Linked DNA regions of Homo sapiens: regions 1, 2 and 3 are each linked to region 4. Evidence: chromatin contacts called from ENCODE Hi-C or POLR2A ChIA-PET data. All regions are on one chromosome and are shown on one strand. Each heading gives the region's core, a stretch centred on a gene start or an enhancer-like site at or near the end of the contact. The rest is flanking DNA. Distances are from core to core; before and after follow the strand shown.

Evidence for each region. Hi-C counts contacts between places; a loop is a spot of excess contacts on that map. ChIA-PET counts read pairs that join two places held with the same protein, here RNA polymerase II (POLR2A). Pooled maps may share reads with other maps.
Region 1: a loop to region 4 is called in a map of naive thymus-derived CD4-positive, alpha-beta T cell, with 4 times the contacts of the local background. The contact joins the enhancer-like site here to the promoter of DGKH in region 4. A Hi-C loop is called at or near these places in 2 of 168 maps with a recorded cell type or tissue (both naive thymus-derived CD4-positive, alpha-beta T cell), 2 of 37 single-sample maps with no recorded cell type and 9 of 50 pooled maps.
Region 2: a map of breast epithelium shows a loop between it and region 4 (21-fold over the local background). The contact joins the enhancer-like site here to the promoter of DGKH in region 4. A Hi-C loop is called at or near these places in 1 of 168 maps with a recorded cell type or tissue (breast epithelium). POLR2A ChIA-PET finds 5 or more read pairs at or near these places in 3 of 52 experiments (A549, Panc1 and endothelial cell of umbilical vein).
Region 3: a loop to region 4 is called in a pooled map, with 5 times the contacts of the local background. The contact joins the enhancer-like site here to the promoter of DGKH in region 4. A Hi-C loop is called at or near these places in 1 of 37 single-sample maps with no recorded cell type and 6 of 50 pooled maps. POLR2A ChIA-PET finds 5 or more read pairs at or near these places in 1 of 52 experiments (activated naive CD4-positive, alpha-beta T cell).

The regions. Positions count from the first base shown.
Region 1 is chr13:42,388,994-42,396,003 of GRCh38, reverse strand. No RefSeq gene overlaps it. Among named protein-coding and RNA genes, the nearest start is that of LINC02341, 32 kb to the left of the region's middle. RefSeq lists enhancers at 152-301, 1,202-1,251. Within about 2 kb of position 3,108, at least 3 of the 41 ENCODE cell types and tissues checked have a DNase peak (open chromatin) inside an H3K27ac peak, as active enhancers do.
Region 2 is chr13:41,585,360-41,593,152 of GRCh38, reverse strand. It overlaps VWA8 (von Willebrand factor A domain containing 8), which reads left to right. Exons shown (of 45, transcript NM_015058.2): 41 at 2,388-2,513; 42 at 5,483-5,641. Among named protein-coding and RNA genes, the nearest start is that of MIR5006, 21 kb to the right of the region's middle. Within about 2 kb of position 2,337, at least 3 of the 41 ENCODE cell types and tissues checked have a DNase peak (open chromatin) inside an H3K27ac peak, as active enhancers do.
Region 3 is chr13:42,494,503-42,502,218 of GRCh38, reverse strand. No RefSeq gene overlaps it. Among named protein-coding and RNA genes, the nearest start is that of LINC02341, 73 kb to the right of the region's middle. RefSeq lists an enhancer at 6,093-6,192. Within about 2 kb of position 4,263, at least 2 of the 41 ENCODE cell types and tissues checked have a DNase peak (open chromatin) inside an H3K27ac peak, as active enhancers do.
Region 4 is chr13:42,046,117-42,053,061 of GRCh38, reverse strand. It overlaps DGKH (diacylglycerol kinase eta), which reads right to left and starts at 4,414. Exons shown (of 30, transcript NM_178009.5): 1 at 4,097-4,414. The coding sequence starts at 4,288. RefSeq lists a silencer at 4,108-4,637 and an enhancer at 5,178-5,267.

The DNA of each region.
Region 1 (7,010 bases), core at 1,859-4,358, 340 kb before region 4:
TCTGACACCACAAGGGTCTCAAATTCGTTCCTAGAGTAATATCCCCCACCCTTTTTACACATCTAATTAATGGAGTGAATAATTATTTTGAGGGTCTCCAAAAACTCTCCCCATTTGGGAGCAGGGCTGGGGGTGGGGAGAGAAGACCTTCATCAGCCAGGGGCAACCAGAAGGCTTCCCATCGGTGCTGGCAAGCCAGCTGAACTGCATTGGGCAGGGCAGAGGCTGGCAACAGGAGACGGGGGAGGATGCTGACGTGCCGCAGACAGAGCACAGAGTTTTTCCTTGGTCAGGAACACAAGCTGTGCACACACCTCAGTCGTTAAGCTCTTAAAAAGGGGAACCTGATGCAATGAATTAAAGGGCATGGAGGAGCCAGAAAGGTGGGAGCAGAAGCCACATCTGTGCCCTGCTTGGCTTTGCCCTGGCCCTGAGCTGACAGGCAGCACGTAGGCGCTGAATCAATCTCCCACAGATGAGTTTTTGGATTAAAAGCCAGCGATGGCTGAGGGAATTGGCTGTAGACTAGAGGAGACACACAGAGTGTACTGGCCTCACAGACAAAAGGTGTCTGTCTGCCTCCTACACAGCATGGGTGGGCCACGCTCCTCAGTGTTCTCTGTGTGCTCTTTTTTGTCTAAATGTCAATCGTGGCCAGGTCTGGTCAGGGCAGTAAGACTGTCTTGTGGTAAGAAATCCCACACTTTCTCAGCAGGTTTCCTCTGATCTCAGCCCTCTGGGCTCCACCTGGATCAGGGCCTAAGGTCCAGGATCTTTCTAGAAGCCCAACATTCCATGCCTCGCTTACTCGGCTTGAGGGCAGCTTCTGGTGAAGAAACCATCTTCACTTGCTTCTCTTTTGTTCTCCTACAAAACCACTTCCTCTCCCCATCCCGTCCACCTGGCAACACCCACCCCAACACTGCCATGCTTCGCTCCTCAATGACAGTTTCAAGGTTCCTATTCCAATCCATATTCAGACTTAGGGGTTCCCTTGGAACACAACACATAGAAGAGAAGAGCAAGATTCTAATCAGCAATCAGTCCCCTCATTCAGCCTTGCCTTCTACTGATTTCTATGTCTTCTCCTCCTGCTGTTCCTCCTGCCCCACACAGTCTTACTGCACCTGTGTACCCTGAGTCAGAACCTCCACAGCTTTTTGGTGGAAAGAGGCAAGCTCAGAGGTTCTCTGTCCTATCTTCCTTCTCTTGAACTTCTGAAAGCCCACCTGTTCTACAGGAGCTCCCAGCTACACAGACCACGCACACTGTGCTGTTTTTCTACAGGATATGTTCTCCTGTTGTTTGTAGAATCTTGTGCCCAATTGTGCTTTCTGACTGCTAGGTTATTTTGTTCTCAAAGCAGGAAGGAAGTGTGATCTGATAAATAGAGCACTTGCCTGGAAATTGGGATACTTGTGTTCTCAATTGGTCTCACTGTGGAAAAAGTACGTTGACTCTCTGGGTAAACTGATATCTCGGCAGGCTTGGGTGAATGAGCAGGAAACGTGGCAGGCATCCAGAAGGCACATCCTCAGTCGCTGGCCCTTCCTGTATTTAGGCACACAATAGTTGCAGTTCCTGGATGGCTCCTAGGATCAGTAGGTTCCCTACTTCATGGTCTTCTTCCTCCTCTCCTTTCCCCAGTCTTGACTATTTGGCTCCTCCAGCACTAGTTGATAAAAGAAACTCAAACCTTAGACACCCAAAAAGTCAATTATTGTCCAAAATCCTTCATAAACAACTATGCTGAGAGTGCCTAAGGGCCAGGCATGCATCATAAGTAGCCTGGGCTTGAAATGAGTGAAGATGTAAACAGAGCATGCTCTCAAGAATTCTGTTAAATGATTTCTCACTCCTAACTCCTACACATAAGGGTCAGGACACTTTCAGTCTTGAGTGACAGAAATTCAACTCAAATTAGCTTAAATCAAGAAAGAAATCCATGAGTTTATTCACTGAAATGCATTTGACCTCGGGCAAGGCTGATGTAAGGTTTCAGACAATGTCATCATACACGTGCCTCTCTCTGCACCTGCTGGACAGGTGCTCTCCAAAAGGTGAGAAGGTGGTTGCCAGCATAGAATTCCAGTGGAATGAAAGTAGTTTCAAATAGTTCCAACAGAAAGGTCCTGGGAAGCCTCTGCTTGGGTCATGTGCCCATTTCTAAACCACTCCTGGGTCACGTGGCTTCCTCTGTGGCAGGGTGGGTCTGGCTCCAGTTGTGGAATACGTTCTCCACCAGACAGAAACATCCAGTTCCTAGAAGAATGGAAATAGATGCTGGACAGGCAAAACACCCAATGTCTCCCACACCACGCTGAGCCAGCAGTGAACCAGAACTGTAGAAACTCTCAGCAAACTGGGATGCCAAATGCATCCAGGGAACAGTCTTCCAAATCTCACAAGTTTCCAATAAAAGACAAAGAAAGAGCGGAGGCTGGATCTCTGGAACATAACAATGTGGCACTCTATTTCTTTCTATTACTGGATAAAGTGTTTCCAGTGTGGTAGAGCTAAGTAGCCACAGACTTTGCTGCAATCATCAAAATGTTTTTATGACTCATGAGATAAATGAGAAAAACACACGGAAGAGTCAAAGTTACACTGAAGTTAGATTGTAATCACACCCTTTACTTCTAACAACCCGCTGCTGACAAAGTTTCCTGCTGAGAGCACATTACTGACTTATTTTCTCCACAGAGGGCATCTATCAATCCTAAAGCAGATTATCGCCTGGACAGATTATGTGAGACCTGCTTTTCACACAGGTTGGTGTCCTGTCAACAATCAATGCAGCTCCTGTCTCTACCACTGAGGCAGTCTGCTGAAGAGAACACTGACCCACTGGCCCAGGAATCCAAATTTGGGGATATTGAGTCTTCTGATGGGCCACAAATCAGCTTAAATGACAACACTTTCTTTAAACACTACACGAAAGGCTCATAAGTGGATGAGGATGCTTTTCTGCACTAAAAGGATCAGTCCTCTCTCTAGTAGCGAGGACACTTTAACACCCTGATAGTCCTTCCAGGAAGTAGAGCTTTCTGAGATAGGCCTCCAAGTCACAGAAGAGGGCCTCAGACAGAGCTTTCCCTGACTTTGTGGTAACTGGGGTTTTCTCACCATCAGGCCTCTGTGCCTCCAATAGGCCCATGTCTCAGTAACAGCAAACCACCAAAATTCATCAAGCACCTGCTATGTGACAAGCATGGGAACACAAAGATTAATAGGGAGAGATATTCCCTGGCAAAATGGCATTTTGAGCTCAAGTTGTGGGCCCCCTCATCTCTACTCCAAACACAGCAATAATATGTAAAACATGTATTTCTGCAATAAAAATAAAATCACACTGAAAAATCAGATAAATACTTCCATGAAAAAGAAAGAGTAATAAATAGTGTCAAAACCATGGGCCTCTTGGTCTCTTGGTCAAGAAGGCATAGATGACCAAAGTCTGATTCTTTTGGGGTAACAGGGAGCAAAACCTTCCAGATATGGCAGAGGACCCAAGTCAGGATCACCACCTGAAGCCAGGCATGGTGCTGAGCTCCCTTGTTTGTAAAAGGAGGTGGAAAAGCTAAAACATTGGCCTTTCTATAGGCCAGTGGATGGGCAGGAAGCAGGCACAGCCCTGGAGCCCCGTCCTGGGGGAAGCCACCCACCAGCTGAGTGGCTACATGTAGGTATCCCCAGTACATGAGGTAAGAGCCCATCCACCAACATTCAACCTGGATCCAGAACAGAGTTCCTGGGAACCAGACAGAGGCAATGTCAAAACCATTAACTGGGGAGGAAAATAACCCAGAGCTATGGGGAGAAGTGAGCTCCTCAGGAAGAGCATACAAACCTAAATTTGAAAGAAAATTTAACAGGAAGAAAGTTAGACAACAAGCTCAAAGACCAGCAACATTTACTCCCTCCAAATAGAAACACCTGAGCAATCTCAAAAGCATTTAAAAGAAGCATGCTTAAAACCCTCAGAGATAAAGGAAGTAATTACATCTATGAGAAACAAACAAACAAAAAAAGCAGATATGAATAAACAATATATGGTTCTGAAAAGCAACCAAATACTAGTCCTGAAAACAGAATATACTGTCATTGAAATTGGAAGCTCACAGACTGCCCAGAAGATAGCACAGAAGATAAAAAGAAGACATGAAAAGGGTCATCAGAAGCCAAGAGGACAGACTGAGGGATTCCAACAGAAGACTCACAGCAGCCCCAAAATGAAAGAATAGAAGAATTGGTGTAGAAAAAAATATATAGAAGGAACTAACAGTTCATAATTTTCCAGTATTGAAAAAAATCATAGATTTATAGTGAACACTGGGCATCAAATATATATATTCCTAACTAGATGCATTGTAATGAAACTGCAGAACATTGCTATAGAGAAAAAAATTTAAAATCTAACAGGGAAAAAGACAATCCACAAAAGAGTAGCAATAAGACCAACAGCAGACTTCTCATCATTAACAACAAATATCAGAAGACAGAAGAGTGATGTGATCAAAGCTTAAGGAAAAATAAGTATTCTTTACCTATTTGAACTATCATTTAAGAAGAAGGTGAGGTAGATATTTTTAGACATATGAAGTCTAAGAACTTTTAACACCTACGGACACTCACTAAATGAAAAATAGTTCCTCAAGAGGAAAAAGGATCACAAAGAAGGAGTACAAATTTATTTTAAATGGTGAGCAAAGAAACTGGTAAATTATATTGATAATTTAACTACTAACTATCAAAAATAACTCTTTTATTTTAAATTCTAGGTGACAAAAATAAGGAAGATAGAGGAATGAGAGTGACTGAATAATTTCAGATGTTATTAGAAAACTCATGTATGGTAAAGATATAACCTACCAAAAAGTTAAATGTATAGTTTCCAAAGCAATGGAGAGAAAAAAGTGTTGGGAAGAAATTAAAATGTATGTATTTTTAAGATGTTAACAATAAGTCCAAATATGGTGATAATCACAATAAATATCAACATATTAAATTCATGTATTAGAAGACAATCTATCAGGTTGAATTTTTTTAAAAGCTCATGTATTTTAGAAAGTGCACGTTGTTGGCAAAGCAGTAGAGGGAGTCGAAGTAGATGTCAGGGTTTCTGCCACAGAGACTTGGCTCTGCCACACATAAGATGAGGAAGACCTTACCTAAGGCAGCTCTGGGATGGGGCTGTAGAGAAGAGAAGGGCCTGAAAGGACATACAGCAGGAAGAACTGATGGACATACCAGCCAACTGGATTGGGCTAAGTTCAAAGAGCCTCCTTACAAAGATAGCACAGTTTTATGCTGGGTAACATCTACAAATGGGTGGTGGTTAAAAGTGAAGATACTGGCCAGGCAAGGGCTCACGCCTGTAATCCCAATACTTTGGGAGGCCGAGGTGGGCAGATCACTTGAGGTCAGGAGTTCGAAATCATCCTGGCCAACATGGTGAAACTCCGTCTCTACTAAAAATACAAAAATTGACTAGGCATGGTGGTGCGTGCCCGTAGTCCCAGTTACTTGGGAGGCTGAGGCAGGAGAATCGCTTGAACCCAGGAGGCAGAGGTTGCAGTAAGCCTCGATCACGCCACTGCACTCCAGCCTGGTGACAGAGCGAGACTCCATCTCAAAAAAAAGTAAAGATACTGATCAAATTGCCTACACAAACGGGAGAAGACTAAGGCCCAAATCCTTGGCAACACCAGCTTTTAAAAGCCATACAGAGGAAGATTCAACCAAGAACCCCCAAAACATATAAGATCAAAAGAGAATTTTGTCATATCAGTCACTGATTTAAGGGGTAGAGGGTCACCAACATCAGTTAATTTTAGAGGTCAAGAACCAAGAAGCACATAGTGAGTTTGACAATATGGAGGTCACTGGGGAGCTTTGGCCTCATTGATTAATGAGTCGTGTGTCAGATTGAATCCCAGAAACCTGATCCCATCTACCCACAGATTTTCTCCAGATGACCTTGGTTATTAATTAGACAATTTAATGCCCATAATTAAACATCATCTTCTTGTAGCCAGGATTCTCCTTGACCACTCTTGAGGCTTCTTCAAAATTCTCATGATAGACATATACACAATGCAATATTATTCAGCCTTTTAAAATAAATAAAATCCTGTCATGTGTAACAACATGGATGGAGCTGGAGGTCATTATGCTAAATGAGACATAGAAAGAGAAATACTGAACAATTTTACTTACATGTGGAATTTAAAATAATCAAATTCATAGTAAGATGGTGGTTGCCAAGGGTTGGCAGAAGGGGGAATGGGGCGATGTTGGTCATGAAGTATAAAAATGGTAACTACAGGCCAGGCACAGTGGCTCACACCTGTAGTCCCAGTACTTTGGGAGGCTGAGGTGGGAGGATTGTTTGAAGCCAGGAGTTTGAGACTAGCCTGGGCAACAGAGCAAGACCCTATCTACACACACACACACACACACACACACACACACACACAAAATTAGCCAGTCAAGGTGGCACACACTTGTAGTCCCAGCTACTCAGGAGGCTGAGGTGGGAAAATTGCTTGAGCCCAGGAGTTTGAGGTTAGAGTGAGCAAGGATTGCACTACTGCATTCCAGCCTGGGCAACACAGAAAAAAAAAAAAAAAAAAAAAAAAGCATAACTTTGTAGAGGCAATATATATGTTAATTATGTGGAAAGCAGTGATTATTTCACAATGTATACACATATCAAAACATCAAGTTGTATGCCTTAAATATATACAGCCTTCATATGTCAATGATATCTTAAAGCTGTTACCAAAAAATCAAGAGTTCCCAATTCCCATAATATCAACTTCAAAGCAGCTGGCTTCAAGAACAGATGTTTGAGCTCTGTTCCCTGACTTCTCTGCCCCTAGTTTCAGGATTTTCTCACTTTTTCTTTTAAGGAAGGGATGCACCTTCTTTTGTTTTGGAGGGGTAGAAGGAATCAGTCATCTTACGTTTATGTTCACAGTAGCCAATATTTACCAAGCACCTTCCAT
Region 2 (7,793 bases), core at 1,088-3,587, 460 kb after region 4:
TGTGTGGTGCTTCTTTGTGTAATGGCTGACCTGGCCCTAAAACAGACACCAGCTGCCTGAGGCTTAGTGGCTTTGTATTTCCAACGACAGTGCTATCACATAGCCACCTCCCATGAAACACTGATGGAAGCATGCTTAACTTAAAGTGGACTAAGTTGTCCATATGTGTTTTATCCACTGCAATAAATAATAGTACCAGCTAACACGGCTCACCAGGCTCTTTCTTAGCTGATGCCAAGTAAGATTTTATTAATTTTACAATAGCTTACTAAAGTAGAGACTAGTGTTATCTTCATTTTAGAGATGAAGAAACAAAGATGCCGACAGGTTAAGTAATTTGCTTCAGATCAGATATTGAACAGTGGTGAAAGAACAGTTAGAACCAGGCTGATGCTGGAACACATAATCTTTTTTTTTTTTTTTTTGGAATTAACAGAGAAGGGCTTTTAATAACACTATTATAAATATTTTCAAGGATTTTAGGGAAAATATGAACATAATGAAAAGAGAAATGGAAACTATTGAAAAGAAAAACAAATAGAACTTCCAGAGCTGAAAGCTATAACGTCTTTTTTTTTTTTTCAAAACAAATAAGAGTAAAGATCTTTACTAAATTTATTCATTCCTTGGTGTCAATGCTTCCTGAATTTTTCTTTTTATTTTATTTTATTTTATTTTTTTTATTATTATACTTTAAGTTTTAGGGTACATGTGCACATTGTGCAGGTTAGTTACATATGTATACATGTGCCATGCTGGTGCGCTGCACCCACTAACTCGTCATCTAGCATTAGGTATATCTCCCAAAGCTATCCCCTCCCCCCTCCCCCCACCCCACAACAGTCCCCAGAGTGTGATGTTCCCCTTCCTGTGTCCATGTGATCTCATTGTTCAATTCCCACCTATGAGTGAGAATATGCGGTGTTTGGTTTTTTGTTCTTGCGATAGTTTACTGAGAATGATGATTTCCAATTTCATCCATGTCCCTACAAAGGACATGAACTCATCATTTTTTATGGCTGCATAGTATTCCATGGTGTATATGTGCCACATTTTCTTAATCCAGTCTATCGTTGCTGGACATTTGGGTTGGTTCCAAGACTTTGCTATTGTGAATAGTGCCGCAATAAACATACGTGTGCATGTGTCTTTATAGCAGCATGATTTATAATCCTTTGGGTATATACCCAGTAATGGGATGGCTGGGTCAAATGGTATTTCTAGTTCTAGATCCCTGAGGAATCGCCACACTGACTTCCACAATGGTTGAACTAGTTTACAGTCCCACCAACAGTGTAAAAGTGTTCCTATTTCTCCGCATCCTCTCCAGCACCTGTTGTTTCCTGACTTTTTAATGATTGCCATTCTAACTGGTGTGAGATGGTATCTCATTGTGGTTTTGATTTGCATTTCTCTGATGGCCAGTGATGATGAGCATTTTTTCATGTGTTTTTTGGCTGCATAAATGTCTTCTTTTGAGAAGTGTCTGTTCATGTCCTTTGCCCACTTTTTGATGGGGTTGTTTGTTTTTTTCTTGTAAATTTGTTTAAGTTCATTGTAGATTCTGGATATTAGCCCTTTGTCAGATGAGTAGGTTGCGAAAATTTTCTCCCATTTTGTAGGTTGCCTGGAACACATAATCTTAACTACTACTTTAGTTTGCATGCATAAAAACATCTTAGCTATTCTTCCCACTCATTAATGTAAATATAGTAGTTGGCTGTAATAAGCATATGCCTTGATTGGGATACTATAATTCTTTATCATTTTACTGCCGTAAAATTAGTCTATCTGGCATAATTGTAAGTTATTGTAGCAAAGTATTATGTGAAAAAACTTTTAGAAAAGTAATCCAGAAGATTTCTGAAAATAGATAACCAGAAAGACTTGTGGGGTACAAAATGTTCACATACTATTGTTTTCAGCTATTTCCATTTGCACTCTAAGTCCCAGAGAACTTGAGTAACAAACTCTTTACCAAAAGGTAGAATTCTAAAGGTCACATTTTCTCTGGGCTTACAGACAATGTTAACAAATTCAAGCTGATTATTTTAACTAATAAACTTTTGAGAAGCACCGTGACAGAAAATCTGTAAGAAATGCGCCCCCATTATTATATTTCCAGATACTGGACATCTCTCCAGGGACTCATTTGCATACCATCTTTCATTCATTTTATTGTTCCATATGTTGAAAGAATTAAAACGGACAAAGGGCATTTATTTGTCAGCAGAGCAGAAACCACTTCATTTATATGACTGTGTTCATGCAGAACCATCACTTACTGAAAAGATCCCAGGTGTGTTTCCTGTTATTCATGCACAAAGTATGTCAGAGACTCTGCATAACTAATTAAGGCTTTGTGTGTGTATGTGTGTCTTTTGTAGGCTAAAGGTAAAGAAAGACAATGGCTAAGACATCAAGCTACTGGAGAATTAGATGATGCCAAGATCATTGATGGGCTGACTGGAGAAAAAGCCATCTACAAACGTCGGGGTGAGCTGGAGCCACAAGTAAGTCATGGTGAACTGCTAGCCTCAGCTCTGCATAGTCTAGCCCTCTTTACAGAAACTTGCTTTCGTGAGTTGTGTCAAAATATCACAAATCCTGAATATGGTAACCAAGGAAAGCATTATGTTAAAAAAAAAAAAAAAGAAGAAGAAGAAGAAAAACTCCATAAATATTATACTATTTATTATTCAACTCAAGGTCCCAGCAAGAAACATAAGGCATGCTCAAATTAGGTAATTTAAGAAACAGTCAGTACAAAGACTATTTACAAAAATAAGGGTGGGGTTTAGGAAAATCAAAAATAAACAGTGCAGTAACCCAGGGATAGCAACAGCAGGGATCTAACTCACTCTGAGGCCTAAAAGGGCAGAATGAGACAGCAGTTCCTGGAACCTGGAGAAGGTGGTTGATGGAGTGGTGGCCTTCAGCAGAAGGGGAGCCAACCCATGGGCAACAGCAGAGAGGGGGCCAAGGGAATAAATACTCCACCCTCACCCCCTGACCTCCACCAGTGCCTCCCATGAGCAGAACCCACTGGGAGCCAGCAGCCAAGAGGCCAGCTGATGTGATTGTAGGGGCCAAGGGAAAACTTCCCCTTCGCCCTCTGAAGGTTCTCTGAAAATCACCTCACAAAAGGCACATTAATAGGAGAAGAGGCATACAAATGTATTAATGTGCACCGGGGTGAAACCAAGGGTGAGTCCCCCTCCACACAGTGAAGTACAGATGCTTATGTACCCTTCTTCTTAAGGGAAAAGGAGATGGAGAAGTGTAGATGATTTTACGGGGGTAGTAAATGGTTTTAGGGCAATTCAGTGGACTTGAAGAGCACACAGTGGCCTGGGACAGAGTCTGTTGGGCCCACAAAGCAATGGTTTGTGACCGAAGTCTGTCCAGGTGTGTTGACAGACTTCAGCCTTTCTTCCTGTGATATGAGTTCAGTTGATGAAAACTCAGGGAAGGGCCCAGAGTAATGGTTTTCTTCTTTGGAGCTCTGAACTTTAGACAGTTGAAGAAACTTCAGAGAACAAATTATCCAGTGCTTTGTGGGGAGAGGGAGGAAGGTCAGTGAGACCTTGATGCTGCTTCTTCAGTTCAGCATGTCCAAGCACCATATTTAGAGGGTATCGATTTCTGAGCTCCAACACGGATTGTCCACACAGATCAACTCCCAGGACACAGAGCAGGTGCCCTGGAGGGGAAACTGAAGACACCTGGTGTGTCTATTAAGCCTAGAGAAACCTTCAAGTGAAAACAATAAAACAACCTTAGTGATTTTCTACTGTTCTCTTACTTTAAAGATCAGTGTCCATCATATAACTGAAAAAAAATATAGAAAATAAGAACGTCTCCCTTAAGTAACTATAATTGTAGTATGTAAAGTTTTAGACAGCCATAAATTTAAAATATTTGCAATGTAATAGCAAAACAAAATGATGACAGGATGAAATATTGAGTCTCTTGGTGAGCTCTGTGATCTCCTGTATTCCTGGGTAACCAGAATTGCTGAGTCGCCACTGAGAGCTGGGGGTGCAGTGACTGGTAGGGGGAAGGGAGAGTCACTCCTTTTAAATATTTATTTAGAGAGGATCTGGTGATTTGGGGAGTTCTTATTTCTGTGTCATTGGTATGAGTCAACAACTGCTTTCTTTACTGAATCATTGTGGTCAACAAATGTGTTTGGATACATCTGAAATTGTGAGTAGTCATGGAAGCATATGTATAAGTGTTCTTAATTTGGGCAGACTCAACAAGTTTTTAAGAAATATGTTGAATTTGCCTCAAACCATTACACTCTCAATACCCACCGTGTTTTCTTGAAATTACTAACTCTGCTCATTATTTTTTATATTTAATAACAGCAAATATTTAATAACAGAATAATCTGGAATTTTTCTTCTTCCTTTTTTTTTTTTTTTCTAGAGACAGGGTCTTGCTTGTTGCCCAGGCTTTAGTGCAGTGGCACAATCATAGCTCACTACAGCCTCAAACTATTGGGCTCAAGTGACCCTTTCAGCTTACCCAGCTGAGTAGCTGGGAATATAGGCACATAGCACCACCCTAGCTGATTTGTGTATTTTTTTGTAGAGATGAGTTCTTGCTGTGTTGCCCAGGCTGGTATTGAACCCTTGGCCTCAAGCAGTTCTCCCACCTTGGCCTCCCAAAGCACTGGGATTACAGGCATGAGCCCCTGCACGCAGCCTTCTTCTTTTTTATCGTCAGCAAAACTAACAAACTTTTTCTTAAAATCTGCAAATTGGCAGTCGTGGGTCTAAAATCAAACTTAATCTTGTAATCTTAATTGACAGTTGTTTCTAGAACAATTTGATGTCACTTTTATGCTTTCAAACTGCCAAGAAAAGAAAAGCACTAATTCAGTAATGTGGAAGGAAGAGAAGATGTGCAGCTTAGTAAACACAAAAGTCGTTTTTAAAATCTTTTCTTTAATTTCTTTGCCAGACCCCCATCACATAACTTTGTTTTAGGAATCTGACATTACCTGTGGCCTGTGTGGAGAATAATTTTCAGGTCACTACCCAATACGTACAAGTAAAATTGACATGGGCTTCCCTCCAAAATAACACAAACTCTTGCTAGAGTTACTGACTCTGAGGCATGAAGTGAAAATGACATGTCATTCCAGATTATTATTTTTAAGTCATCATATTATTTTTAAGGCATCAACCTCGGTAAGTCAACTTTACTAGAGTGAGCTTTAAAAGGACTATATTCCAAAGGAAAATATTTTCCATGTGGCCCCAACCATTAGCACAAGTCTGAAATTCTGTTTACTGCAGTACAACCCATAGATGCCTTGCTACCTGCTAGGACAGCCTTGTGCAGGGCTGAGCCTATGGCTGGTCTGCCCATCTCGGGGCTGGCACGCTGGAGCTTCTGTGAGATCCCCAAGACAGCCACCAGGGGAAGTTTGCCAGTTCACAAACGGCTTTTCTGTTATTCCTTCCCTCAGCTTGGCAGCCCACAACAGAAACCCAAGCGTCTGCGCCTGGTGGTAGATGTGTCTGGTAGCATGTACCGTTTCAACAGGATGGATGGCCGGCTTGAGCGCACAATGGAGGCTGTGTGTATGGTCATGGAAGCCTTCGAGAACTATGAGGAGAAGTTCCAGGTAATGACATGAACTAAGAATAATGAGAGGCATCATTGACCATGATGATGGATAGGTGGATTCAAACTCCATCCAGAGTGAATGAAAATCTTCATCCTCTCACCAGCTCATTCATCAGTGCAGAGAAAGTGAAGCTTTTGTTTTATCTGAAGTAGTAATTGTAAAATAACTCCATAATTTAAAAGTCTGATTACTACAGAAGAAATGCTGCAGCCATGATGTTAGAAAAAAATGAGCTGCTTAGAAGCAAAAGTCTGTTCCCAGACTCCTCAGAGCCTCCTGGCCTTATCCCAGTTCCCCATACCCACCCACTCTTGCCCCATCACTAGCCAAGCAGCCTTCCAAAGTTTGAGTCCACCCTGAAAGCTTCAGTATCACGTTCCATTTCCACATGGGCAGGGGTTATACAGTCATTGGTGTCTCCCCAGCTAACAATGATGATGATTATCCCAGGAGAAAAGCAGGTTTCCATTTCAACTGTTTCCATTTTGGTATTCTTAGTTTGCTGCACACCCTCCATTTTAGAAGTCTAGCATGGTGAAGGGACCCCCAATGCTGCTGTGTTACTGCTTGATATGAGCCTATTAATCCTCTCTTAATCAGCCACAGAGAGCACCTGCACTTCTGGCCCTTACCAGAGCAAACAACCTTGAATTCAGTCACATGCCATGTAATTATTATCAAAAGTTCAATCATGAGAAATGCTGTATGCACGTGCAGATATGCATGAAGGACACACAGTCCATAGACAGACTAGATTTTATTACGGATCAAACATGTCCTACAGAAATCAGTGATCTTAGATTGCTATTAGGCTTGACATCCCACATGCACCCCAGGATTGCTTCCCTGAGTTGTGTCTCTGTGTTATGAGGTAGGCAACAAGAAACAGATTGATGAAACCCATCACTTCAGGTACTTTAGGCCTATTATTAAGGATACTGCCCCCCCTGAATTTCCCAGAGCCCCTTGTGTGAAGCTCTACGTGAGGAATTCCTTTTAGAATTAAGTGGAAGAAGAAGGGCAGCTTCAGCTAATGAATGCTATGGGTTGCCGGGCTCTGTCCAAGTACAGGATACAAATACAAATAAGACATGGACTTTCACCGTGGGGAGTAGCTTTGTTTCCCTTGAAGAACTGAAATGTGTTTCCCCTTGTGATTAGTGAAAGCCATGGAGCTGCTTAAGATTCCCTCTTGGTTTTAGTTGCCAGGAAGCTCAGAGCTAAAATCAAAGACCAGCTATGACAACTTTGTTATGTCTCATGGCTTGCAGACCAGTGTTCGACTTTTTCCTTTTCTTCACCCTTGCTCCCTTCAGGTATAAGTTTTCCTTGATTTTTTTTTTTTTATGCTTTATGGGTTTATAGAAAATGTTTATTTTAAAATATTTTAGGTCCTTTCTAGTATGAGATAGATTATAGTTCTTAAATCACTTGGACCATTGATGACTAAAGAATTTTTAGACATCTATTGTATCAGCATAAATACCCATATCCTACCTAATGTATTAAAACCTTTGAGAGTTGCCAATATTTGGATCAGTCCCTTCTCCTGTTTTATGGATCTTGAATTTCAGTGTTCCTCGGCTCTCTTTGAGCTATATGGAGGTTTTTTTTTTCTTTTTCTTTTTCTTTTTTTTTTTTTTTTAAGACGGTGTCTCACTCTGTCGCCCAGGCTGGAGTGCAGTGGTGTGATCTCGGCTCACTGCAACCTCTGCCTCCTGGGTTCAAGCGATTCTCCTGCTTCAGCCTCCTGAGTAGCTGGGATTACAGGTGCCCGCCACCACGCCTGGCTAATTTTTGTATTTTTAGTAGAGATGGGGTTTCACCATGTTGGTCAGGCTGGTCTCGAACTCCTGACCTCGTGATCTGCCCATCTCAGCCTCCCAAAGTGCTGGGATTACAGGCGCAAGCCACCGCACCTGGCCCTATAGGGAGATTTTAACCCAATGTAGACCATAGCAAATGTACTACCATTAAAATTGGCAGATTCATAGTTAGCTTGAATAAAATCTCCTGTTAGAAATAGGATTTCTACGTTTTTGAGGGCAGAGCTGCTCTGACATGTGAAATACTCCCAAGTTTTTAGAAAGAAAATTCATTAGGAATTAACCAACAAATTGGTTGACACAGCTCCCTCCCCAGGACTGGG
Region 3 (7,716 bases), core at 3,014-5,513, 450 kb before region 4:
TTGATTATATATTCCTGATCCCTTGAAGTTATGGGTGATCATGCAATTTCCTTTGATCATTAAAGTATGAGTAAAAGTGAAAGGTGTCATTTCTTTTCTTTTCTTTTTTTTATTATACTTTAAGTTTTAGGGTACATGTGCACAATGTGCAGGTTAGTTACATATGTATACATGTGCCATGTTGGTGTGCTGCACCCATTAACTCGTCATTTACATTAGGTATATCTCCTAATGCTATCCCTCCCACCTCCCCCCACCCCACAACAGGCCCCAGTGTGTGATGTTCCCCTTCCTGTGTCCACGTGTTCTCATTGTTCAATTCCCACCTATGAGTGAGAACATGTGGTGTTTGGATTTTTGTCCTTGAGATAGTTTGCTGAGAATGATGGTTTCCAGCTTCATCCATGTCCCTACAAAGGACATGAACTCATCATTTTTTATGGCTGCATAGTATTCCATGGTGTATATGTGCCACATTTTCTTAATCCAGTCTATCATTGTTGGACATTTGGGTTGGCTCCATGTCTTCGCTATTGTGAATAGTGCCACAGTAAACATACGTGTGCATGTGTCTTTATAGCAGCATGATTTATAATCCTTTAGCTATATACCCAGTAATGGGATGGCTGGGTCAAATGGTATTTCTAGTTCTAGACCCCTGAGGAATCGCCACACTGACTTCCACAATGGTTGAATTAGTTTACAGTCCCACCAACAGTGTAAAAGTGTTCCTATTTCTCCACATCCTCTCCAGCACCTGTTGTTTCCTGACTTTTTAATGACCGCCATTCTAACTGGTGTGAGATGGTATCTCATTGTGGTTTTGATTTGCATTTCTCTGATGGCCAGTGATGATGAGCATTTTTTCACGTGTCTTTTGTCTGCATAAATGTCTTCTTTTGAGAAATGTCTGTTCATATCCTTTGCCCACTTGTTGATGGGATTATTTGTTTTCTTCTTGGAAATTTGTTTGAATTCTTTGTAGATGAAAGGTGTCATTTCTAAGCAGAATCTTTAAGAGCTAGTACATACTTTACCATGTTCCCTTTTCCCACTTCAACAAACATGAACCCCATGTTCAGATAAAGCCTCTGTCCCAGAGTCACTACAATGAATGGGAAGTCTCTTAGCCTTCCACAATGAACAGGTACCATGGTGTGAAAAACAACAAACAAAAGAAACCTGTGCTCATCCACTGAGATTTTTGTGTCATTTGTTACTGCAGCACAATCCTACCTATCCTGTCTAATACAGGTGCTTTTCCAAAATGCTCTGCAAAATTTCTATCCTTAATTGCTTATGTACCAGGAGTGATTTATTTCTGTACATTTTAGTGACACTGCTTTGTGACTCCCTCTCATGTGAATATTTTTGTGAATATTTTATGTTCCATGGGTCAGCTGACTCTGTCTTCTACCCTCAATGCTATGAGGAAGGCTATTATTTTTTCCCAGAACCATACCAAAGGCAAGGCAGTGGGAATGGCCCATGCCATGGAGGAAATAAGAAGGTGCATTTTCTGTAGAAATTTTTAAAACTGTAACAAAACCAACTAAAGATCAGTGTGCTTTTTATTATCATCATAGGACTGCAGTGCAATGCAGTTTATAAGAGCCTGTTACATATCATGCTAGAGAACTTCCCCAGCAGTAAACAACCAAATTAGCTGGGATCCATGAATTAATTCATTCATTTATTAAATACCTCTTTTGAACAAGACATGGTGCTATGCACTGCAGATAAAGGAAGGAACAGCACTGGCACTGTCCCGACCCTCATGGCATTTATACTTGGAGCACAGGAGCAGGAATTCTACAAGTGTGCAAGTTGGCATGATATGCATTTTTCCTCCTTGAGGAGGTGCCATTTGAGTTAGACCTGAGTGATAAGGAAGAGGCAGCTGTGCAAAGATCTAGAAGAAGAGCATTCCAGGCAGAGTGACCATCAATGCAAAAGCTTTGAAGCAAGGACAAGGTTAATGTGCCTGAATATTGTGAATGCAGTTGTGAGTGGAGAGAGAGGGGGTCAATGAGAGAAGCAGGGATCAGGCACTATGCGATATCTTTCAGGCCATCCATTGTAAGGAATCAGAATTTTCATCTGGTTGGGAAGGGAAAGCACTGAAGAGCTTGAAGCAGGCAAGTGATATAATATGACTTGTTATTTACAAAGACCTCTCTGGCCTCTGTGTGGAGACAGAGAGGCAAGACGGGGAGCAGGACATCAGTGTTGGGGCTGTTGCATTGGTCCAGACAAGGGACGGTTGATATGCCTTGAATGAGAATCTTAACAGTGGTTATGACGAAAATAGCCAAATTCAGAAATTGACAGGACAAGACTTACTGATCGATTGGACATCAGCGGCGAGTGAAAGAGAGGACACATAAACAACTCCCGGTTAAAATTTTGGATTGGACAATTGAGTGGATGGTGAGCATCACTTACTGAGACATTTTTTTCTTAGTATATGTTCCATTAAACTGAAAAAAATTAAAGTTAATCCCCCTTTCTTAACTTCCTTCTACACTGGCAAATAATAATAATAATAATAATAATAATAATAATAATAATAATGAGAGACATATTTTTCAGTTAAATGACATTATCAAATTAGACTACTAGAAAATACCATAGATCAAATCATCTGGGAATTACCACCCCAGAGCATCCAGGACTGAACTCAGACAGGCAATTTGATTGGCTCACAATGATATCATAATTCTATTTCAGGGCAGAACTGGAGGTCTGCCTGTTGATGCCCAGAGCCTGAGGTCTGGCCACCCACGGGTCCCTAAGCCCTCATCTAGATTCATGCTGTGCTGAGACCATTCTGTGAGTTGATAAAAGGCTGTAGGGTGGCTGGGCCTTAGGGTAGAGGGTTGTGTAATGCAGTGCATAATGGCAGTGGAGGTAAGATTAGAAACCAGAAAATATATGTCAATGTGGTCCGACCCCTTTCTGGGTTCACATCAAAATCCCCGTTTGCTTTCCAGAAAGTAGTGGTACAAACCATTATTCCTGTTCATGAGCTCCTTGGGACAGTTCTTCTAGGACACAATTCTCCCTTGCACTAGAAACTATTTTAAAAGTAAACAACACCAGACACCACTACTTAAAGAAAGTCTGGCTCTAACATCCTTCTCAGAAACATTTTGTTGTTGTTGCACAAAAAGTGGCCTCATTACAAAGAGCTTTATTCACAGATCTACAAAGAAGGTAGAGACCATAGGGTCACACACCCAGGAGACAGAATTAAACAGTGTCTTTCCAGAAAGGCAGCAATGAATTCCAAAACAGATTTCAGCTATGAAGATAGATTTTTGCCTATTGCCTGCAATAGGAATAGGAAAACCCTCATGTGTCTAGCGTAATAATATAAGACTTTCAAAGGGCATGGTATTTATTCAAACCACACCATCAGTACAATCTGCAACTCAAATTGCAATGTCAATTTTCCCTTATTGTGCATGTTTCCAGTGCAGTGCCTGGAGCTGAAGAGTGGTGGGGCTGTAAGTCAACCTCTTCGGCTTTGGCCAACTCCTTTGGGTGTTTTGAAGGCATCTCCACCACTTGGCTCATAGCATGTGTCTGATTAAGCCATTGTAATAGGATAATGGACAATCTCATATTGTGGAATCATAATATGGCATTGTAAGATGGACCCAGAGAATCATATCAACGCAATTCTCAAGGGTGGAGTACACACACACACACACACACACACACACACACACACATATATATATATGCACACACACACACACACATATATATGTACACAGTATCTAGACTACAGCAGGCTAATAATTTAGTGGGCAGTATCGCATAGTGGTTAAAGGCTTGGACTCGAGACAGACTGCCTGAGTTCACGTCCCATTTCTCTCATTTACCAGCTCTAATGTGAAACCTTGGCAAGTGTTAAACGGCGTGACAAAAGTAGAACGTATTTCATGGGATTGTTGAAATGATGAAATGAATTAATACACATAAATGACATAGTACAGCACCTGGCAAATAGTAGGGACTATTTGGTATTATTATGATTACACTGCACACTTTTAATCTAAGGCCACACTTCATGTGTGTCCCCTTCATGACTTCATGTGCTGTCAGAAATCATCCTAGAGAAAAGGATGTGAGAAACTAACATGCAATGAGCCTCTACTCAATACCAGGAACTATTCCAGAGAATGTACATGTGCACTATCTCTAAGTCTGAGTCATTTCCCCAACTGCAGTAGCCCATGACTCAAGTGGGGAGAAGTGTGGTATGATCCAGGTACTTAGTATAGCCTTGCCTAGATTTAAAACCTGACTCCACCACTTACTAGCTGTGTGACCTTGGACGAGTTATTTCACCCTCTAAACCATCATTTCCATATCTGTAAAACAGGTATAACATCTAACATTCATGGTGCTTCTGAAGATCTAACAAGCTGACATATGTCTATGACAGTGGCTGGCACAGTGTGGGTTCTCAGAAGCAATGTTGCTCCTCTAGTTACTTCTTAGCTTTTACCTCCAAGGGAACTGGTAGCCTTCCCTGGAAGAACCCAAGGCCAATAGGCATTTTACTATTTAAACATAATTTATTCTTTCATGGAAAAAACATTTTAAATCATTACATGTATAGTGAAAGAAAAAGTAAATTATGTAAACATCTGGAAAGAGTCTTAAATTTCCAATAGACATATGTTTTCTTACTTAGCATATATTCACCGTTCAGCCCCATGTATTTGTCAATACAGAATTTCCTTTAATTCCCCCGTAACTTAGTTGTTTTAACCAAAGAGTAAGAGTTAATTGGAGCAAAGAGAAAGATGAGATGATGATCAGCAGTTCTGAGATGACAGGGATTGATGGCTTTCTCAGTAATCTGTGGGGGCTCACCCTGACTACTCATTCTGAAATGAATCTGTAGCTTTCTCGACCAAATCTTACAACTTTGAGGGATAGGCATTTTATAATTTTTTTAATCTTTTTTTTGAGACTGAGTCTTGCTCTGTCACCCAGGCTGGAATGCAGTGGCACAATCTTGGCTCACTGTAACCTCCGCCTCCCGGGTTAAAGCAATTCTCCAGCTTCAACCTCCCGAGTAGCTGGGATTACAGGCACATGCCACCAAGCCCGGCTAATTTTTGTATTGTTTTAGTAGAGATGGGGTTTCACCTTGTTGGCCAGGCTGGTCTTGAACTCCTGACCTTGTGATCCACCTGCCTCGGCCTCCCAAAGTGCTGGTATTACAGGCATGAGCCACTGTGCCCGGCCGGCATTTTACAATTCTAAAGATAGGAGGGCTGTGAAATGGCCCTCAAGGAGCTAGGCTATAAGGTGTCATTATGTTTGGTATCACTGTCCTTTCCTTTTGGTTCCAAGGCAGTGATGGGGATGTACATTACACCATATCTAAAATTAAAGATACCAGATCTAAACACATGCCTCTACCTACTGAAGCCTGGCGCTAGACCAGTGACTGACCACAGCATACAAGGTCAGCTGGTATTGTTGAATTATATAAATTTGGGTTGGATTGGGTGGCAGAAGGTGCCAGAGCCCAAGCAGACTGATATGAGGCAGAGCTTACCCAGGACTACCATTGGCGTGGCCAGGTACTTGACAAGGCAAGTGGGCATTGGGGCCAGGAGGGAGAAGCCAGCAGGGACAAGGCGTGGGCTTGCAGAGGTACAAAGCCCAGTGCTCCTTACTGGAAGAGGATGCTTGTTCAGTCTTTTAAATGCAATACACCCTTCTTATGACACAGCAGGATTGTCGGGACTCCCTGCCCCCCATAGGATTGCTGAATACTAACGCCAGGAGCCAAGTCAATCAATAATTCATTCATTCTACAAATATTTATTGAGTACCTACTATGTGAATAAAATATGCCAAATTTCCATGACCTGGCAGTGCTTACAGTTTAGCAAGCAGAGACAGATAGTAAATGAGTAAATTATTCAGTATATCAGAAGATGAAAAGTTCTCAGGGAAACAAAAAGTAAGGCAGGGTAAGGGAATTGGGAATATAGTGGGAAGACTACAGTTTTAAAAACAGTGGTCAGAGTAGGTCTCATTGAGGAGATGACTTTTGAGCAAAGACTGGAAGGGAGTGAGGAAGTAAGCCACGTGGTCACCTGAGTGAAGAGCATGCAGGTGACCAGAATGAAAAGGATTATTTGCAGTGCAAAGGCCCTAGGATGGAACACACCCAAGGAGGCTGGTATGGGTGGAGAGCTGGAGGAGAGGGGGAGAGCTGTAGGAAATGACATCAGCGAGGTAACAAGGAGGGTGACCAGACCATGGAAGGTTCTGAGAACTTTCATTTTTACTGAGTGAAATATGGACCTGCCGGGTACAGCGGCTCACACCTGTAATCCCAGCACTTTGGGGGGCCGAGGCGGGTGGATCACCTGGGGTCAGGAGTTTGAGACCAGCCCGGTCAACATGGTGAAACTCCATCTCTACTAAAAATACAAGAAATTAGCCAGACATGGTGGGGGGTGCCTGTAATCCCAGTTACTTGGAAGGCTGAGGCAGGAGAATCGCCTGAACCCAGGAGGTGGTGGTTGCAGTGAGCTAAGATAGTGCCATTGCACTCCAGCCTGGGCAACAAGAGTGAAACTCCATCTCAAAAACAAACAAAAAAAAGAAATATGGAACCAGAACCATGCAGGGTTTTCAGCAGAGGAGTGACATGATCTGAGTAATGTTTTCAAAAGATTAGGAGGCTGTTGCAATAATCCAGGAAAGATACAGATCAGGGTGGTTCAGCAGCAGAGGTGGTGAGACATGGTCACATTCTGGATAATTTTTGAATCAGAATTTCCTGGTAGAACCAATGCTAGATGTGACAGAGGAGACTTAGGAAGAACTCTGAGGTTTTTGGCATGGATATCTGGAAGCTTCAAGTTGCTATCAACTGAGATTTAGAAGGAGGAGGTTTGGGGAGAAGTCAGAAGTTCACCTTTGGATGTGATAGGTTTCAGATATCTGAGAAATATGCTGGAGGAAGGGTAGACACTTGTGTACAATGAGTCTGGAGTTCAGGAGAGAGGTCTTTCTACACTGGAGATACAAAAGCAAATGAGAATGAGGTTTTCAAGGGAGGGGTTGGTGACAGAGAAGAAAGTCAAGGACAGGAGACTTCTATTTTAAAAGATAGCCAAGAAAAGAAGGAACCAACAAAAGAAGTGGATAAGGATTGACCAGAGGTGACTCTCTTTCAAATCAGGAGGGAGAAACTTCTCTCTAGGCTGTTTTTATAATTTGAAATGTGTGATTTGGGGAAGTGATGTGATCCTTGTGTATGGCTCACAGTGGTTTCATGGAAGCTCTAGGTTTGGAGAAAACAGCCTGGGTTATATTTTCCTGTGTATGTTTCTAGTATGTTTGGATTGTGTGGCTAGTGGACCCACATGCCCCAAGAGACAGAACCTTGAGACCAGGGACACCCTCTGAATAAGTCTGCTGAGGACATTTCCTTCCATTTGCCAAAGAGGGGGTGGGGGAAGTTTTATTTTTCATTTTGCCTGTTGAGAGCATTTAAAAAATAATATTCTAATATGAATTCTGTTGTGTGTAAATAGTCGACAAAAGCCTATTTTTTCTGAATTTAATGTATCCGATCCTTTTCTTTAGGACTGGGGCTTTTCTAAACTCCTTATTGATTATTGTTAACTATTAGGGTTATTATGGACTTGTTGACTGTTAGTGGTTTTT
Region 4 (6,945 bases), core at 3,165-5,664:
CCTCAGCCTAGATAAAATGTTGATGCAAAATTCTGAATATCTTTTTAGTGTTTAGGTATGTTTTACCTAAATTTAGAGACTCATTTGTGGCCATTAGCTGTAAGAAGACATATAAATGTCAAAAAATAAAAAATAAATGAGAACACAATAAACCTCATCAGGAGTATTTTTGACACATGCAGCTTCACAACCTTAGCCGAGATGACCCAAAGGCAGAAAAAGTCATTGAGATGGTTCCCATTTGTTTATACTGTTTGGTTTATGATTGTTGAACAATCCTAGGCTGTAAGCCTGACCAAGTTTCTTCCAGCCATTCCCATAAAATGAAAGGTTGCAGTATTCATGGGCCAACAAAAAACACACAAAGCTTCTTTCACATTCATCCTCAAAACCCAATTTGTCTGAATCTGTATTAGCGTTGTTTCAAAAATATCTTATTCTCAGTAAATACCTGTGAAATTCTCTACAACAGTATGTCTGAATGCAAATCCAAAAACTCAAGAAGGTAAAGAGGGGGAAGAGATATGACAAGTGTTAGGACTCCATTTTGGCTTTCCTGCATCAGCACCACTTTCACTTTTGTACATAAGTGACTTTTTGTCTTTGGGAAATAAAGGCAGGCATAAAATCATTTAGTGTTTAGCACCTGAGTGGCTAGATGAGACCACCTGAAATTCCACTTAGGTTATTCAGAGAAAGGAAAAAGTTCAAAACAGAGGAAGAGGAAAATAGTAGAGAGGACAGCATAGACATACAAAGAAACCAGGAATAAATGGAAAATGAAAAGGGGAACAAAAAGTATACTGTATGGAGTTATGATGAGGGTGCTAAAATACACATGAGGATTTTATTAAGCCACACTGATTTCAAAAGCATACCAGTTCCATTCTTTACTTAAAAACCATCAAATCCACTATGAAAAAGCTGAGATTAGTGCATTGTCCTAAAACAACCCATATTTACTTCTGCAAAAAACTGGTTAAATGATGACATATTAGATTGAACCATATGAAGCATTCCATATTTGACCAGTTTTGACCTACTGACAAAGCAGGATAGATGAGCAAGAACTGCTTGTGCTGTCTTAAAAATGACTGGGGCTGAGGCCGTGGCTCACCCCTGTAATCCTAGCACTTTGGGAAGCCAAGGTGGGCAGATCACCTGAGGTCGGGAGTTCGAGACCAGCCTGACCAACATGGAGAAACCCCATCTTTACTAAAAATAAAAAATTAGCTGGGTGTGGTGGCGCATGCCTGTAATCCCAGCTACTCGGGAGGCTGAGGCAGGGGCAGGAGAATCGCTTGAACCTGGGAGGTGGAGGCTGCAGTGAGCCGAGATCACACCATTGCACTCCAGCCTGGGCAACAAGAGTGAAACTCCATCTCAAAAAAAAAAAAAAAAAAAAAAAAAAAAAAGATGGCTTTGAGCTAATCTTAGGGCCTACCTCTCCTCCAGGTGCTCCCATCTTACACACCTGTGCGGAGACACAGAAAGTATTTGTCTTTTTCTAAAGATCCTTCCTTAATTCTCATCTGAATCATAATTGAAGACTGGGAACCAACGTTAAATTTAGTAGTTCTCATTCTATAAATTCCCCCTATTGCTCTCACTTTCTTCCCCAAGAATCAGTATATGTGATAAAAGACGTAAATAATGAAGTCTGTGACATACATGAACAGTCCAGTTGCAGGAGGCGGGGTATGAGGTTGAAGCTCACTGGTCTCAGAATCTTATACCCTGATCTCAAGTGTTCATATATGAAAATGTTGATGAACTTACATGCACTCTAACATAGGAGAAATTGTAAAATGCTGAATTTCTGACATTCAATACACTTTTGAAATTCAAGCAATATTTGATTTCATAGTCAAAAATGATCTCTCATGGCAAAATGTATGTGCTAAATGTTTTTATTAGAAAGTCAGATAGAAAATCACAAATAATGTGCTTTTTAAATTTACTTGTAGTCTCCATAAGCATATAATCTTAGCTATTACAACGAGCGCATGAAACCTATAAAATACAGTGGTACTCCCAACAAATTTGTTGTTTGACATGATTCAATTCAATTTAGAGCCATCTCTCAGTTTTCTTTCGAACAGTATAAATCTACTGGTTAATCCTGATATAAGTATGCATGGAATTTTGACCATTTCATATAAATATGTAACATACACGTTTGTTTGTTTGTTTGCTTGTTTGTTTAAGAGACAGTCTCGCTTCATTGCCCAGGTTGGAGTGCAATGGCAAGATCTCAGTTCACTGCAGCCTTGAACTCCTGGGCTCAAGTGATCCTCAGGTACCTTGTTCTCCCAAAGTGCAGGGATTACAGGCGTGAGCCACCATGCCCGGCCCCTATACAATTTTTTTTTTTACCTGCCATTTTGCCCATCATTAACACAGTTTATGAACTTTTTTCAGAATTAAGATTTGAAATATTAAAAACACTTTTAGGAAAGTCCCTAACTTTGTAAAAGCCTTAATCTTAAAAAACACATTAAATGCCATATTCTTAATTTACTACAAACTCAAAAACGTCACTATTAAAAGGAGTTACAAGATGTACTCTTAACTAAAGTGACTGAATCCCTAACTCTTTAGTAAGTGCATCTTGTCAACAGTTGTTCTTGTGTGTTGTTCTTACACACATGTATTTCAGAAAATAAGGAGGCAGGCTACTACAAACATTAATCCACTAGCTTTTTTTTTGTCGCTCAGGCTGGAGTGCAGTGGCACAATCTCTGCTCGCCACAACCTCCGCCTCCCGGGTTCAAACGATTCTCCTGCCTCAGCCTCCCGAGGAGCTGGGATCTCAGGTGCACGCCTCAAAGCCCAGCTAATTTTTTTATTTTTAATAGACATGGGGTTTCACCATGTTGGCCAGGCTGGTCTGGAACTCCTGGCCTCAAGTGATCTGCCTGCCTTGGCCTCCCAAAGTGCTGGGATTACAGGCATGAGCCACCGTTACCGGCCTCCACAGGCACTGAATAAAAATTATGTTTCCAAATAGGAGTTCATTGACCTTAGGGAAAATTTTTCATAAAAATAACTGTAGAATGAATTTTTTGCAAATTTATTTTTAAAAACGGTACCCCAAGCCAATGATTTTGTGGTTCCGTTTTCAATATCCTCGTTAAATTTCCCTACTGATAACAGACTCTCTCTGTGAAGATTTTTAAATTACAATGAAAATTAGAATACATAAAAATCCTTTAATATCCATAAGCATTTGCTTTGGTATGTTCATGATCAAATTAAAAATTAACTTTGAGACCTCACAGGTCGACAGCACAAGCTTCATTAACAAGAGTAACACACCATCCTAATGTCCACACAGCACAGAGGTAACTTCTCATTATTAAAAAGAACCATGGACGCATGGTTCTGAACCCTGCCTGCACTTGGCGGGAACCTGCGACACGAAAGCCTGGCCAGCCCTTGGAGCCATGCAGGGTGCGGTTAAGCCGCGAACACCATGTCCCACTTGCCTGCCTCGGGGCTTCTGCCTTCCAGACCGCAGCAGGAGGCAGAGGGGCAGGAAAGGCTGACCGGTGTCACCTTCCACCCACCCTCTGAGTGGGCCTAAGTGGGAAAGCAGCAGGGCTCACTGCAGCGCAGGCTGGTTGGCCAGCACATGCGCACGCTCCCCCGAACGGCAGGGAAGAAAAATTGAAACTCTCCTTTTAAGTTCCCTAAGTAGGAACTCGCGACTGCGCGTCAGCTTTTTCCCACGCTCCCGCCGAGCCGCGGGTTCCCTGCACCCGCCTCTGCCAGTCGAACTCCCTGGGAGCCCAGGCTCGCAGCCTCCCGCGCAGCCGCCGGGAATCCGTCCCGCAGCACCGCGGTCCAGCGCCCCCGGGCCCCGCCCCACCCCTCCCCGCCCCGCCCGCGCCCCAGGCCCCGCCCCGCCTCACCGTCTCACCATCCCCGCCTTCCCCGCCTTCCCCGCCTTCCCCGCCTTCCCCGCCTTCCCCGCCTTCCCCGCCTTCCCCGCCTTCCCCGCCTTCCCGGGATCGCCCGGCGCGTTCCAGCGCCCCCGCGCCCTCTCCACCTCCCGCTTTCCACGCGGCCCTCAGGCCCGCCTCCTCCGCCCTACCTTGGTCCGGATCTGCCCCGAGGTAGACACTTTGCGGATCAGTTTCTGGGGTCCCTCTTGCTCCGCTTCGCTGTCAGACGAATCCTCTCCCGGCCCCGCCGAGGCAGCGGCGGAGGTGACCGCGGCGCCGGCTCCGGCGGCCGCTCCTCCAGCGGCGCCCGGAGGGTGGTGCTGGCCTCCGGCCCCTGCCATCCTCTCCGACTCCTGCGGGGACACAGCACCGCCCGGCGGGGGCGGCGGCGTTGGTCAGCGGGTGGGCTCTGCCCGAGCGGAGCCCGGAACCCCGTGCCCGGCCGCCGCCGCCATCTTCCGTTTCCCTAGCTACCCCCGCGAGGTAAGGGTCGCCCGGGGCAGGCGCCCTCCAGGCAGGGGTCCACCCGGCTCCTCCGCTCGGTTCCCGCCGGAGCGGCGGCCACGGTGGGACGCAGAGGTAACGGACCCCCGCCCGCCTCGGACCCCTGCGCACCCAGCCTCGGATAGGACCAGCGCGGGTAGAGAGGATGGGGTGACAGGGTTTGGAGCAACATCTCTTCCACTCCCTTACGGTCTGGGTCCCTAGGATGGACAGGAGGGTGGGGGAGGCAGGAAACCTCTGCAGCCCACCCCGTAGTGGCGATGCCCGCACACCCCCTCTCACTTCTGGACAGCAGGGGCAACGCCGATCCCTGGGGAAGAATGGGAACCTGGAGCTTCCTCCCAGCACCCTTGGGTGCACCCGCCACCTCCTGAACCCCGAATCTCTCCAGAGACACTTGGGCCTCGCCGCGCGGTTCCAGCTGAATAAAAGTCCCCTCTGCCACCAAGACAGTCGGGGGCTGCCCCTCGTCGGTTTCCCCACCCCCAGCCCCACTCCGAGGACCGTACCTCTCCCGCCTCCGCCAGGGCCGTCGGGTCCCCTCAGCTCTCCTGACGGCGGCGTTCAGTTTCTGGCCCACCCCCACCCCCATCCGGCGCACACGGAAGAGAAGAGCATTTTCCGGGAGGTTCAGCTCCGCTCTGAGAACTTTTCGTTCAGAAAGAGCGATCCCCTTCGGCTAACAGGAAACTGGGAAGGGCGTGGAGAAAGCGCAGAAACAAGAGACTACACGCAGCCCAAGACGACAGAACGCACAAGAAGTGTCTAAGCTGAAGCGCTAACCGAGATTGCCTGGAAGAAAACAATACACTCGAGCCATGCGAACACCAGTACCCGAGACAAAAAGCCTTGGAAGTCCTGGCAGAGCCACTCCCTAGCCCGGACTAGAGCAGGAGGAAGTGGGATCAACAGGCTGTAGCCACCGCGCACAACTCCCCTGCAAGCTGGCTGCGCGGGCACTTGGGAACCGCGGACTGGCAGCGGGTTGTGCACGCTCAACGTCAAAGAAGCCTCACAGGTGTGAGGGGGCTGCGGTGAGGGGGCTGCGAGAGAAGACATTAAAACGACAGATCCCTCTTGTCATCCAAAGAGAACACCAAACTGGTGTTAGCTATATTTTTAAATAGGACAAAAAGTCCCTGCCAGACTGTGGAGTCTCTCCACCTGGAGAAAGCATTCAATCTCTGTTATGTTCATGCCTTTCAGTACCATTCCTTTCGTATTTTTTCAGTTGACATGACCTTTAAGGTTCCTCCAAACTAAGGTTCTAATTTTTTTTTTTAACTTGCAGTCTTACTCCCAACAAGAAATTTGATATATTAGAGCTAACAGTTCTAAGAAGTTTTAAGAAATAGTATGCAATCCCAATACTGGACATCACACTGTAAATTAAATTCATTAAAATGTAAAATGTGTTTAGTTCAAATATTTAAAGACAGGAGACTGCTGCTATGTAATAATAACAGAGAGGCTATTTCTGCAGCTTCTGTTGTCTCCTTTAGGAAAGGAAGGAGTTGGGCAAAATGAATTTTAAGAACGCTTAGAACTCTACAAATATGTAATTCTTTATCTACAAAGAACATATTTCTGGAAATTCTTAAAAGAGAAAAATAATCAAAATAATGGCCTTCATTCCCACCTGTTTGGTCATGGACAAGTCCAATATTTTGGAAATGTAGACAAGGACACCTAGTAAAGGGTCTTTTGAAAGAATAAACTTAGTTTAGTCTTCTCCTTTAATGTAAAGAAACTAAGGCCCCAACTGACAAACTGAGACCAAAGTCAAAATCATGCGGTTAGTATTCTAATGTTCTATTCACTTTATCACACTGTATAACAAAAGTCTGTCAGTTACCATATACTTCTATTCATACATTATGTGTTTTATATAGCAACATTTTCCAGAATCCAGGCAGCGAGTGATTAAACTGAAAGGCATTATCTAATGCCCAGCCTGATTTTGTGATTTTAACAGGTCAGATTACGCATCTCACTCTTTGATTTGAACACTGATTGCTTAAAGATACTTAAAAAGTTTCATATCCCAGAGCTGAGCCATTTAATACCTCAAAGTAAAGGTATTCCTTTCTCATAAAGATTTAACCTCAGAGCCAGCTTTGCACTTCTGCAATCACCTCTTCTGAAGAGCCAGTTTCAACGAATCCATTATTTAAGATACCTGACTTACTAGCCTCTTCTCGGTCTTATCTGTAAATTAGAAGTTTTTAGAATGAATATCTAATTTGTGCACTGTGTACCTGCAATGTACTTCACCTTCCTCAAGAGTATTACAAGGTCAAGGTCTCAATCTTTCCAACCATTTCAACCATGTAGCTCAAAATAGCAACTGAAACAATTTCAAATATGTGGTATCTTACATTATTTATTTGATTTATAAGAATTCCTTGATCTTTTCCTTACTTAGTGATTTCAGATTTTTCAGTAATTGCTTAGATGCATCTTACATTTTTATTGTTACTTTGAAATCTCTGTT